Regions from separate parts of the Mus musculus genome. Here region 1 is linked to region 2. Evidence: chromatin contacts called from ENCODE Hi-C or POLR2A ChIA-PET data. All regions are on one chromosome and are shown on one strand. Each heading gives the region's core, a stretch centred on a gene start or an enhancer-like site at or near the end of the contact. The rest is flanking DNA. Distances are from core to core; before and after follow the strand shown. Region 1 has its middle 35 kb from the start of Timm8a2. Region 2 holds the start of Clybl (citrate lyase beta like).

The links. A loop is a pair of places that touch in the nucleus more often than their neighbours do. ChIA-PET counts read pairs that join two places held with the same protein, here RNA polymerase II (POLR2A).
Region 1: a map of CH12.LX shows a loop between it and region 2 (2.4-fold over the local background). The contact joins the enhancer-like site here to the promoter of Clybl in region 2. A Hi-C loop is called at or near these places in 1 of 37 maps with a recorded cell type or tissue (CH12.LX). POLR2A ChIA-PET finds 5 or more read pairs at or near these places in 2 of 5 experiments (Patski and embryonic stem cell).

What each region holds. Positions count from the first base shown.
Region 1 is chr14:122,066,732-122,072,274 of GRCm38, forward strand. No RefSeq gene overlaps it. Among named protein-coding and RNA genes, the nearest start is that of Timm8a2, 35 kb to the left of the region's middle. Within about 2 kb of position 2,185, at least 1 of the 3 ENCODE cell types and tissues checked has a DNase peak (open chromatin) inside an H3K27ac peak, as active enhancers do.
Region 2 is chr14:122,177,873-122,183,215 of GRCm38, forward strand. Clybl (citrate lyase beta like) reads left to right here and starts at 3,822. Exons shown (of 8, transcript NM_029556.3): 1 at 3,822-3,909. The coding sequence starts at 3,854.

The DNA of each region.
Region 1 (5,543 bases), core at 935-3,434, 110 kb before region 2:
TGTTCATGGCCAGTGAGAAGCACAGAAAAAGAAGACAATATTCCGGCAGTTAAAACTTGGCTGGTGTGGCCTGTTGTGGGTGGCCAGTGGCCTTGTTTAGCTCAGGGGGAAGAAATGGTCCTGACTAGAGGGAGCACTCACAGTGTGGCACAGGGTGGGACAAGCGAGCAGTAACAAACGCGTGCCACTAGGAGATGATCAGAGCACAGAGCCGTGGAGAGGCCATTGAGAGATGTGACCAATCCCTCAGTTCCAAATGTCTGGTGAAGAACAATCTGTAGAGAGCGAAAGCCAGTTTGTGGTAGCATGGATCCTGGCTGGGGGAGAATGGGACCTGCCAGTGGGCAGAGGGATCCTCACAAGCTGGGTGGTGCGGTGATGGTTGCAGGCGTCTAGCTATAACAGAAACAAAAATCACTAAGCTTGAAGAGACTGTGTGTCTTCTTGCTTAAATGTGTACCCTGAGAAAGGCTCAGGACTACTTGGGTCTCAATTACCCATCTGTAGACACCAGCTGACTAAAGACTTTCAATAGGCTCAAATCTGTGATCAAATAGTCTTTAATGGTGGGAGTCTCCACAACATGTTGGAGGCCCCAGAGATATCTCCAGAGATTGGATTCTGATATTTAGGGGCCCCAGGACACGCCCCCCCCCAGGAGTCAGGAAGAATGTACTGACTGGAGAGGACTCCTAGGGGTTAACACACTCTGAGATGTTTCAGGGCCTTAGAAAAATCTGCCCTCTGCCAAGTGCTCCATAGGTACCTGCCTATGCCAACCCAAATTTGAAAGTCATCTTGTCTGCACACTTCTGGAGGTCACTCCTGTCTGTAGAAGGCACCATCTAGTTAGGACACACAGGAGAGGTCAGATTCAACCACAGGGTCCAGTTGAGATGTCACTGAGACCCTGGGATGGTTAGGTGAATGAGTGTGTGGTGGCTGCCCATGATTTGCCGTGTCACAGGTATTGCCTGCTTGTAAGCTTGTCCCTGTCACTTTAAGTTAGTTTGTCGTGTGTGATGGGAGGGATTTTGAGTTGCCAAGCCCCCTTTGAAACGTATGTGAGAGGTACGTATCTTAGAGGATGATGATCGTGGTGTCTGTTTTTTTCACCAGGAAAACTCCTGCACCCTTTGTGAAGACCCATATGGTCTTCGTCTGAAATAGGATGTCTGCCTGAAGAATCGATCCTTAGACTCCCAGGTGGTTAAGGCTGTATGGAATGTGACCAGCTCTTCTTGTCACCCCGACCAGTTCCCCTTTGCTACTCACTGGCTAACCCTTATCCTTCATCCACCCCCATCGCTGGAAGTTAGGGTCCCAGTCAGAACATTTGGAGAAACCAAAAGTACCACCAGTTCCTCATTCTCTGACCGAGGAGATGTAAAATCCCCCTTGTTATGTCCAGACCTTTGGTGAGGAGAACAATGGCTTCCCTTTGGTTCTGGCCTGAAAGGGTCAGAGCAGTTAATTGGGGGAAAGTTCAGGGGCCGTCCCTCCTGAAAGGGAGGAATGTCCTAACATGACTTTCTGTGGGCCAGAGTTTTTCCTTGTTCCTAGTCAAGAGTTAATATTTACCCAGAGAGGAGGATGTCCTTGGGTCTGCTGATATACAGTTTCTTCTTCTGAAGTTCATTCTTGTTATGAGAAAATGACTCCAAATATGATAATATTGTCTGCCAGGTGCAACTAAGTAAAAATGTTATTTTTTGAGCAAAAATTGCAAAGTCATACCCCATGTTTATAAGCTGAAGAAATCAGTAAAGCTTTGCTACTTGCCACCGAGAGCGGTAGTCCATCTGTCTCTTTAAGGCGTTCTCGAAGCTGGTCTTGGTACCCGGGAACTTTGGGACAGAAAGCCGAGGCTAGGTAAGAGAATCTTGGAGGTAAGGAATAGAGTGAAAGTAGGGACAGTCATAAATTGTAAATACAGTGAACTTTCCCCCAGTTAACCGCTCTGACCCTTTCAGGCCAGAACCAAAGAGAAGCCATTGTTCTCCTCACTTTGGGAGGTGCTTGGGAGGCCAGGAGAGCCTGGACCCCACAGGAGAGAAGCCAGGAGGCATACTCCACTACACCTGGCTCCCTTTCTCCCCACACTCAAGGAGTGGTTCCAAATGTGGGAAGGCAGGCATGCACATAGGATGGGGAGGAGACTTCCCAACCCCTGTTCATGGTTTGTCACCTTATCTATCAGTGACTTATATAATTGGAAGGCCCAAAACCCTCCCTTCTCTGGAAAGTCACGGGCCCTTATCAGTCTCCTGGAAACTGCCTTTTAACACTCACCAGCTGAGCTAGACGGACTGTCAACAACTCTGAGACCACCTTGTTCACAGCCAACTGTGGAGTAAGTAAGACAGGGTCTGACTGGAAACTGACTCAGGACCTGGGCTGGGGGTCTCTATCAGGCAGCAAAACCTCGATAGAGTCCACCCAGGCTGACTGGAACCCCTAATATCACTGAAGGGGCTTCAAGTGCTTGTCACCAGACACTATTAGATACTAAAAGCAGCCGCCAGAAAGCCACCAGTCTGTCCCAAGTAAGTCAGGTTACTCAAGGACCTGAAGAATCGCCACTGGGTGTCTGCAAAGCTCCGTGAGAAATGCCAGGTTTTTACCCTCACTGATATAGCTTCTCTCAAAAACCAGCGAGCCAGTAATAACTGCCTTTGTCATGCAGCTGGTCGCAGACATGAGGAGAAAACTCTAGAAGTTAGAGGAATTCGAGGGAATGAATCTGTTCCAGCTTTTGGAAGTTGCTCAGAAAGTTACAGCTGAAGTTCATCCCAAGACAGACAGGGAAAGAAATTCCCACGTGGCAATCACTGCTCTGAGAGAAACAGGCAGGAAAGGAAATAGGAGGATGGACCAGGAGAAAGGGAAAGAAAATGTTTAGAAAACGGACCAATGTGCCTATTGTAAGCAGAAGGTCACTGGAAGAATAGATGCCCTAACAGAAAGGAAAATTCAAACAAAAGCTGCCCCATTCTTTAGCTAACCGAAAACTGACCAGGCCAGGGTTCCATACACCTTGGTCCCTGGGAGCCCAGGATGGCTCAGGACTCAGGCCAAGCTCCTACCAACACTCTGGTCACTTGATCTCTACCCGAGGAACACCTCTTGACAGGAGGACTCGGCTACAAGGAAAGATGGACTACCTTCAGGCTACCTGTAGGAACTTAAAATAAGGTACCCTGTTGTTTGGATATAACCCACTATGCTTAGCAGCATACCAGCTGCCCATCATAATTTAGCTACTAAGTTCTGCAGCAAGAGTGAAGGGTTAAACAATACTAGAGGCCAAGCAAGGAGTTGCCAAACACATCAAATCATCAAGGGAGGCTGCAGTCCTTCCTCACAGCCACTCTCATGGAACACACTCCCTCACTTCCTTCACTGAAACCCACAGGAGGTAAAGGAAGTCAACAAATGGGGGGAAACCGTCCACCCCACAGTAGCAAGCCCTATGTCTCCCTACACCTGCTGCCTGAGAAAGTGCAGGGCTTTTCTATGCCTAGCCTTGCTCTGAAATAATGACCCGGAGACCTGGCGTGTTTATTAAAAAGCTTCTAGCACTGTAGCTGGACAGGGTTCTCATCTATTCTAATCCAACCATGCTGGGCTGGCCAACCTTCCAGCAACTTCTCAGCCATGTAGCTTCACCTGCTGGCACTGGCTGCTCCTCCCCCCATCCGTTCTCTTCTGGCCATTCCTCATGACGAATTGCCGCTCTCTCTTCCCTCCTGGACCCCAGCATGGGCTTGGAGGTCCCCCCTTATTCTCTCCTACCCAGCTATTGGCTGATTGGGTCTTTATTAACCAATCAGAGGTGAAGGGGAGCAGTTTTTAATACAACGTTGACGCAGGAGATGCTTGATGGTGCCGGCGACCAGACTGCAACCAGATCTCTGGGCACAGTAATCAGCGTCTGAATACACAGTGCACAAAGCCATCCCCCAACTGCTGCCCTTAGGGAGGAAGGTCTAAACTGACCTAGATCTACAGGATGCTTTCTTCTGCCTCCTGTTGGACCTGGCTAGCTAACACATATTTGCTTTTGAATGGACCAACCCAGAAGGTGGATATACCCGTCAACTAACATAGACTTGGTTGTCACAAGTGTTCAAAAAAAAAAAAAAAATCATCACCTACATTGTCTGAAGAATCCCTGAGTGCAGATCTGTTGGAATTTAGACAAAACTTTGCAGAATTCACCCTGCTCTAGTAATGCAGATGGCCTCCCCACCCCACCCGCTGGTTCCAACCAGGAGACTTAGTGTGGATACTGAGAGCCCCTGCCCAGCCCCTAGAGCCTCTTTGGAAGGGACACTATCCAGTCGGTCATCACCACCCAATGCTGTCAAGGCAGCTGCTCCTGCCTTGGATCCATCAGTCCTAACTAAATGAGACAGCAGAGGCTGACAGACCGATGTACTGCCACCCTGAACTCTGATCCCTAAAAACAAGGTTGACCCAGGTCCCTTAAATTCCAGTATCATATTTCTTTCTTTCTCCTTGGAAAATGGGCCTATAACCTCCATAGATAGGAAATCTGGACTTGGGAACTGAGAAAGACAGGAAGTGGAAAGATCCTCTTCAACCTGACTGTGGATGGCCAAGCTATTTCTAGTTGGAGATTTGTACCCTTATGACCCTCCTTCCTAGGGTCATGGATGAAGAGAGGGGTCAAAGAGGGTAAGTTGTGGCTCTTTTTTCCAGGAAGGTAGCTTAAGACACTTCAGTACTGTGCCTGTCCTGCAAATGGTCCATCCTCCTGTCAAGGAAATGGGAATTATCACTGTGTAGTTTAGGATGACCCCTATAATCAGACAAAAAGAGAGAAACCCCCTTCAACCTCTAACGCTGGAAGATGTAACCTTCATGACCGTTAAGGTCAAGGCCTGAACTGGTACAGGCAGCCACCACTGGGCTGCAGGAAAAATCTTGCTTTATACCATTGGAAGGGACCCCAGGTATTCATTTACTATCCAGAAATACCCACTTACATCAAGCCCAATTCTGGTATGTTCATCCCAACCCCAATCCCAACCCCAATCCCAACCCTAATCCCAAGAGGACCAAGGCTCTAGAGACCCTACTCTACTTCTACATCTGCCTGACTACCAAAGAGCCTAGACTCACTCACATCCCCCTTTTAAGAACAGCCCTCATAGGCTCATTTTTTTTAAAAAGCTTACCCTCCAGAGAGTGAAACTTTTTGATAGAAGGATTGGGAGGTGTTGCCTTGTTACAGGAAGTGTGCCACTGGTGCTGAGCTTTTGGGTTTCAGAAGCCCAAGCCAGGCCCAGTGTCTGCCTCTGTCTATCTGTCTCTCTCAGTCTCTCAGTCTGTCTCTCTGTCTCTGTCTCTCCTCCCCCCTTTCCCTCTCTGTCTCTGTCTCTGTGTGTATGTGTGTGTGTCTGTCTGTCTGCCTCTCTCTCTCTCTCTCTCTCTCTCTCTCATTCTCTCTCTGTGTGTGTGTGTGTATCAGGATGTAGTTCTCGACTACTGCTCCAGTGCCTACCACCATTCCCCCC
Region 2 (5,343 bases), core at 2,572-5,071:
CCCTCTCTCCCTCTCTCCCTCTCTCCCTCTCTCCCTCTCTCTTTGAGACAGGGTTTCTCTGTATAGCCCTGGCTGTCCTGGAACTCACTTTGTAGACCAGGCTGGCCTCGAACTCAGAAATCTGCCTGCCTCTGCCTCCCAAGTGCTGGGATTAAAGGCGTGGGCCACCACACCCGGCTCTTTCTCTCTTTAAAGATCTATTTATTTTATATGAGTATACTGTTAGAGGGCATCAGTTCCCATTACAGACAGTTGTGAGCCACCATGTGATTACCGGGACTTGAACTCTCTGGAAGAACTCTCACTCAGTGCTCTTAACCTCTGAAACATCTCTCCAGTCCCTATCTTGAACTCAATCCTTCTGCCCTCACCTCTTAAGTGCTAGGACTACAGGCATGTGTCTATATCCACTTTATGCACTGGGCATGCTCTAGGCATGGAACCCAGGGCCTCATGCATGCCAGGCAAATCTTTTACCCACAGTGCTACATCCTCAGCTCCTCCACAAGCCTTAAAGTCAGTCTTTAAGAGTCATTCCTTGGTAGAGGAACTCTGAGAAGGTTTCATTTTTACTAGGCACCTCAGGGTCCCCTTGATTCTGCAATCCATTACTGCAAACTTAGTGGCTTAAAACAATGTAACAGTTATTATCTTGCCGTTCTAGAGGCCAGGAGTTCAAAACAGCTCTCATGGGGATAAGTTCAGGTGTTCTTGCAGGTTCTTTGGAATGTGGTAGGGCAGTCTTTGGCTGGCTTCCCAGCTTCTAGGGGTCCCATGGCCTTGACTATGGCCCACCCCAGACTCCATTGTGCTTCTAAGTCTCGTACCTACACTGTGATGTGACTCTCTTGCTTCCTTCTCATAGGAATGCTTATCATGACATTGAGTCCTCCCATGTGACCCAGAATAATCTTCTCACCTCAAGCTCCTTCATCACATATGCTGAGTGACACAATCATAGGTTGTAGCAGTTAGGATGCAAGCAATTTGGAGGCCAGTATTCATCCAACCACAGAAACTGAGGCTGGGGGAGAAACACAGTTGGTAGGGTGCTTGTCTGGTATGCACAAAGCCCTGGGTTCGATTCCCAGCACTTCATGAAACCAACATGACCATAGTTCCAACACTTGGGGAAGTGCAGGAAAGAGCATCGGAGTTCAAGTGCAACTTCAGTTGCATAGTGAGTAAGAGGCCACCCTGGTCAATAGGAGACCACGTCTCAAGAAAACAAAACAACAACAACAACAAAAAAATAAATTACATAGACAAGTACTAGAAGAGCTATGGAGACAAAGCAGAGACCATGGCCTAGAAGGTCTACAAGGATCGGCACCGGCCTTCTGATCATAGGGGATGCTGCAGCGTGGGTTGGAAAATCATGCAGTCAGAAAATCAGACGTCAGGCCTTCCGGAGCAGAAGGGTATTTTAAAGGTTATGTAGTCTAACTTCCTCGACTTAAAGAGTGGGAGCTAAGGCCCGGCCGGCTCGCGATGTGGCCATTAGATATTCTGCATTTGGCCTAAATCTGAGAGACGTCTCTTCCTTTCTCCCCAAGGAGCCAGACGCAGCCATCACCCTTATCAAAGGCAGCGCTGGCCGGGAGCGCGGCTGGGAGGGTTTTGTATCTTAGCAGCAGGAGGCAGCAATGATCTCAGAGCCAAGTTCTATCTGTGCCACTGCTTAAAAACCATTCCACAGAACTTCTAATAGGCTTCTTTCTAAGTGCGCCATTCTGAAGTTTGAAACCAGTGACACCGGCCCGCTCAGCCTTTGAGACTCAACTTTGGTGAGAAAACCCTACATCCGGCCAGACAGCAAAAGGAAGGAAAGAATGGATTGTGATAAAGAGCCTTTGGGGTTCCTAACCAGAGAATAAAGGGCTTCATTTTCCTAATGGGTCTGCCCTTTCCCACTGGAAAGTTATTTAAATGTTACAGCAAACAGTGAGGTTGATCAGATATTTTCAGCGGGCGAATCCTAGGAGGTGTTCTGTAGAACCAATACAAAGCTAGATAGTATAAGACAAACAATGAAGGTTAATTGAGTTTTCACGATAATTACAAGGCCATGTGGTGAAAATATAACTCACTTCTATCTAGGACAAATGTATTTGTGAAACAATGCCAAGATTTCAGCCACTTAGGGCCAGGGTGTAGCTCAGTGGTAGATAGAGCTCCTGCCTGCCTGGCTGAGGCCCTAAATTCTACTCCCGAGTATATTATTAAAAAAGGCATTTAGGCCACTTAAACCTGGGCCCAGGAGGTTCTCAGATCCCTGAAGTTTTATGCCTGCTCTACTTTGCCCTGAAGTCTTTCACCCTCCCAACCCGTCTTCCCCCACTACCTCCCCTCAATCCCTCTGACCCCCTCAGGTGCAAAACTTGCAATAACTCTTTTGTGCATGTAACTGACGCCTTACGTGACTTTTATTGATAAATAAAAACTCAAGGCCGGGCGGTGGTGGCACACACCTTTAATCCAAGTACTTGGGAGGCAGAGGCAGGCAGATTTCTGAGTTCAAGGCCAGCCTGGTCTACACAGTGAGTTCCAGGACAGCCAGGGCTATACAGAGAAACCCTGTCTCAAACAACAACAACAACAACAACAACAACAAAAGTTTTAAAAACTCAAACCCCCAGACCTGTGTTTTTACTGGTGGATGGATGGCCATAGAGAAGTGTAACAGGACAAAGAGTGTGATCTAGTATCTGGAGACAGACAAAGCTTGCCTGCTCAGTCTCTTAGTACAAGATATAGATGTGTAAATTAGAGATGGAATGGGTGTTCCTGATACTGCTTTGTCTCAGGCTCCATTTTGGCGGAACAGACTGGGGCCCGCAGTGGAGACAGGAAAGTGGGATGGTCCTCACTGGGTGCAGGCAGGAGAGGTCCGGGTGGGTGTGAGGGGGCCTCACAGAGGGTTTGAACAGTCTGCCCTGTTGGTATCATAAACTAAGCGATAACTCAGTCTTGCAGATATTCGGCATCTGTGCTGCCACTCTGGCTACAAAGGACTTCTGGGGTCTTTTGTTTTTGTTTTTCGGGACAGGGTTTCTCTGTGTAGCCCTGGCTGTCCTGGAACTCACTCTGTAGACCAGGCTGGCTTCGAACGCAGAAATTCTCCTGCCTCCCAAGTGCTGGGATTAAAGGCGTGAGCCACCACGCCCGTCTGGGGTCTATTTTTTAATCCAGCTTCCGACAACGACTTTGAGTGTCAATTCAGAACAAACGGAACGTAGTGACCACCAAAATCAAAACTGCAGAGGTAGAAGACAGAGGAATGGTGGAGGGTGGAGAGTGGAAAGGACCAGACACTAGGTAGGGCACCACTGGATTAGGAAAGACGACCGATGGCAGCTTCTCTCAGTTTCCGGAGACCCGCAGGCATTGGGAAGGGGCCTGTGTGGGTCCCAAGCCTGCACCTTTTCAGGTAGAGCCCATTTGCTTTGACCACTTTTAGCTTATGCACCATCGCAGGCTCACCGACTGTGTTAGGGGCACGTTGATAATAAAAACAGCAAAAAAGCCCCTCGGAAACCTAAATCTTCTCTGCCAGAGAAAACCCAAGTTTCTCTAACTCGTTTCAGAAGCGGGCGGAGCATTGGGTCACCAAAGCCTCCGCGCAGAGCCGCGCAGGGCTCGCAGAGGATTGGAGTGGCTAACGAGGGCGGGCGTGGTTTTGGAAAGAGAAGCGTTGCATGGGGCCTCGCCAGCAGAAGCAAGGTGGGGCTGAGTCTGGCTGGACTGGCCTGGGCTGTGGCAAGCGGGGGGCCGGGCTAAGCCTGGTAGGGCGGGCGTGGCCGAATCCAGCTAGGCGGGGCGAGGGCGGGGCGTAGGCGGGCCAGTCGGGAAGATGGCGTTGTGCGTGCTGCGGAACACGGTTCGTGGAGCGGCGGCGCTGCCCAGGCTGTGAGTTCAGGTTCTCTGTCCCCGCCACGCGGCGAAGGCGGTAGCCAGAGTGGTCTCTGGAGCCTGCATGGGCACTCTAGCCCGATACCTCTGTGCCTCCGGTCCTTGACCTCTGCCAAGGTCGCTGCGGCTGCTGCCTCCCAGTGGGAGGGCTTTGCGTGGACCCGGGCAATGGGTACAAACGTTACTGGGTTGGCAGGGCTGTCAGCATCTGGCATGTACCGCGCTAACTTAGGGGCGCTCTGGAGTAGCTGAGACGCTCACCCCACCTATGTGAAGCACAGTGGTTCCCAAATGTTGTTCTCTGGACCCACTTACCCAACCAAGAATGACTGAGGGTTCCAAAAAGCTTTTGCCAAAATCTGCTCATGAAAAACACTGAATTTTTTTTAGGTGAAAAGAGCATATATTTTGAAGTTTTCTTTGGTTTAACAAGAGACTTTAAGTCTTACGTCATCAGCTTTGGAGTAGATATTTGAAAAGAATTCCATGACTTGGGGAGTGGAGGCAGGAGGACGCAGGTTAAAGGCTACACTTAATCTACATAGCAAGTTTGAGGCCAGCCTGGCCTACATAGCAATACTAGTTGGTAAAGGAACTGTAGATTGTCACAAACAGTGACCCTCCCTCATGACACTTGCCTATCTGTTAACTGCACGTGTCCTGAGTTCTCCTTTAAGGTGTCTTGCCTATTGTGAGGAAACAGGATCAGAGACTGTCTCAAAGTCCCACGGAGCGATGGAGCCAGAGTTCACAGTTTAGCGTTTTTTACATCTTTTGTGTTGTGCTTCATGATTTACCCCAGACCCATGACAGGACCCATATGGTCTTAGGCACCTCATTTTCTCATCTGTGGCCTTGCACCCTGGCTGGAGGAAAATCACTCCTGGAACCTGAGTGGTGGTAAGGGAGGGGTCCTGGGCCAGCCCAGAGATTCCGTTTCTGAAGTGTGAAAGGACCAGTCCTGACCGCACACAGTCACCACTTCTAATAGGCTTGGAGCTTAGTGTAAACTCCTTTTTATCACCACCACCCTGCCCCCCATACCATGCATCATCTCTATCAAGGGCAGGTACTTGGCTTTAGTGAGCCAATTGTGCTAGTGTGGTCCTAGTAAACCCACCAGAGGATGTAAGTGCTGTCTGGGACCAGTAGGCTACTTCTGGAGGCTCCTTGCTTATTTTCAGAGTGTCTGAACCATTGCTGAGCACGCAGGGGCCATTCAAGACCAGAAATCCTGATCCCTGTTTCTGACCCACCAGCGTTTGCCCTGAGCTCTAGACTGTCATGTTATTCATGCAGTTCTCTGTGGCCATGCTGGATGTATATGAATTACTCCGCTTTCAAGGAAGGGAGCATAACTCACTTGACAGAGCCAAGAAATATAGATGGGAACACACACACCTATCAAAGTTGCTACATAGAACCATCTGT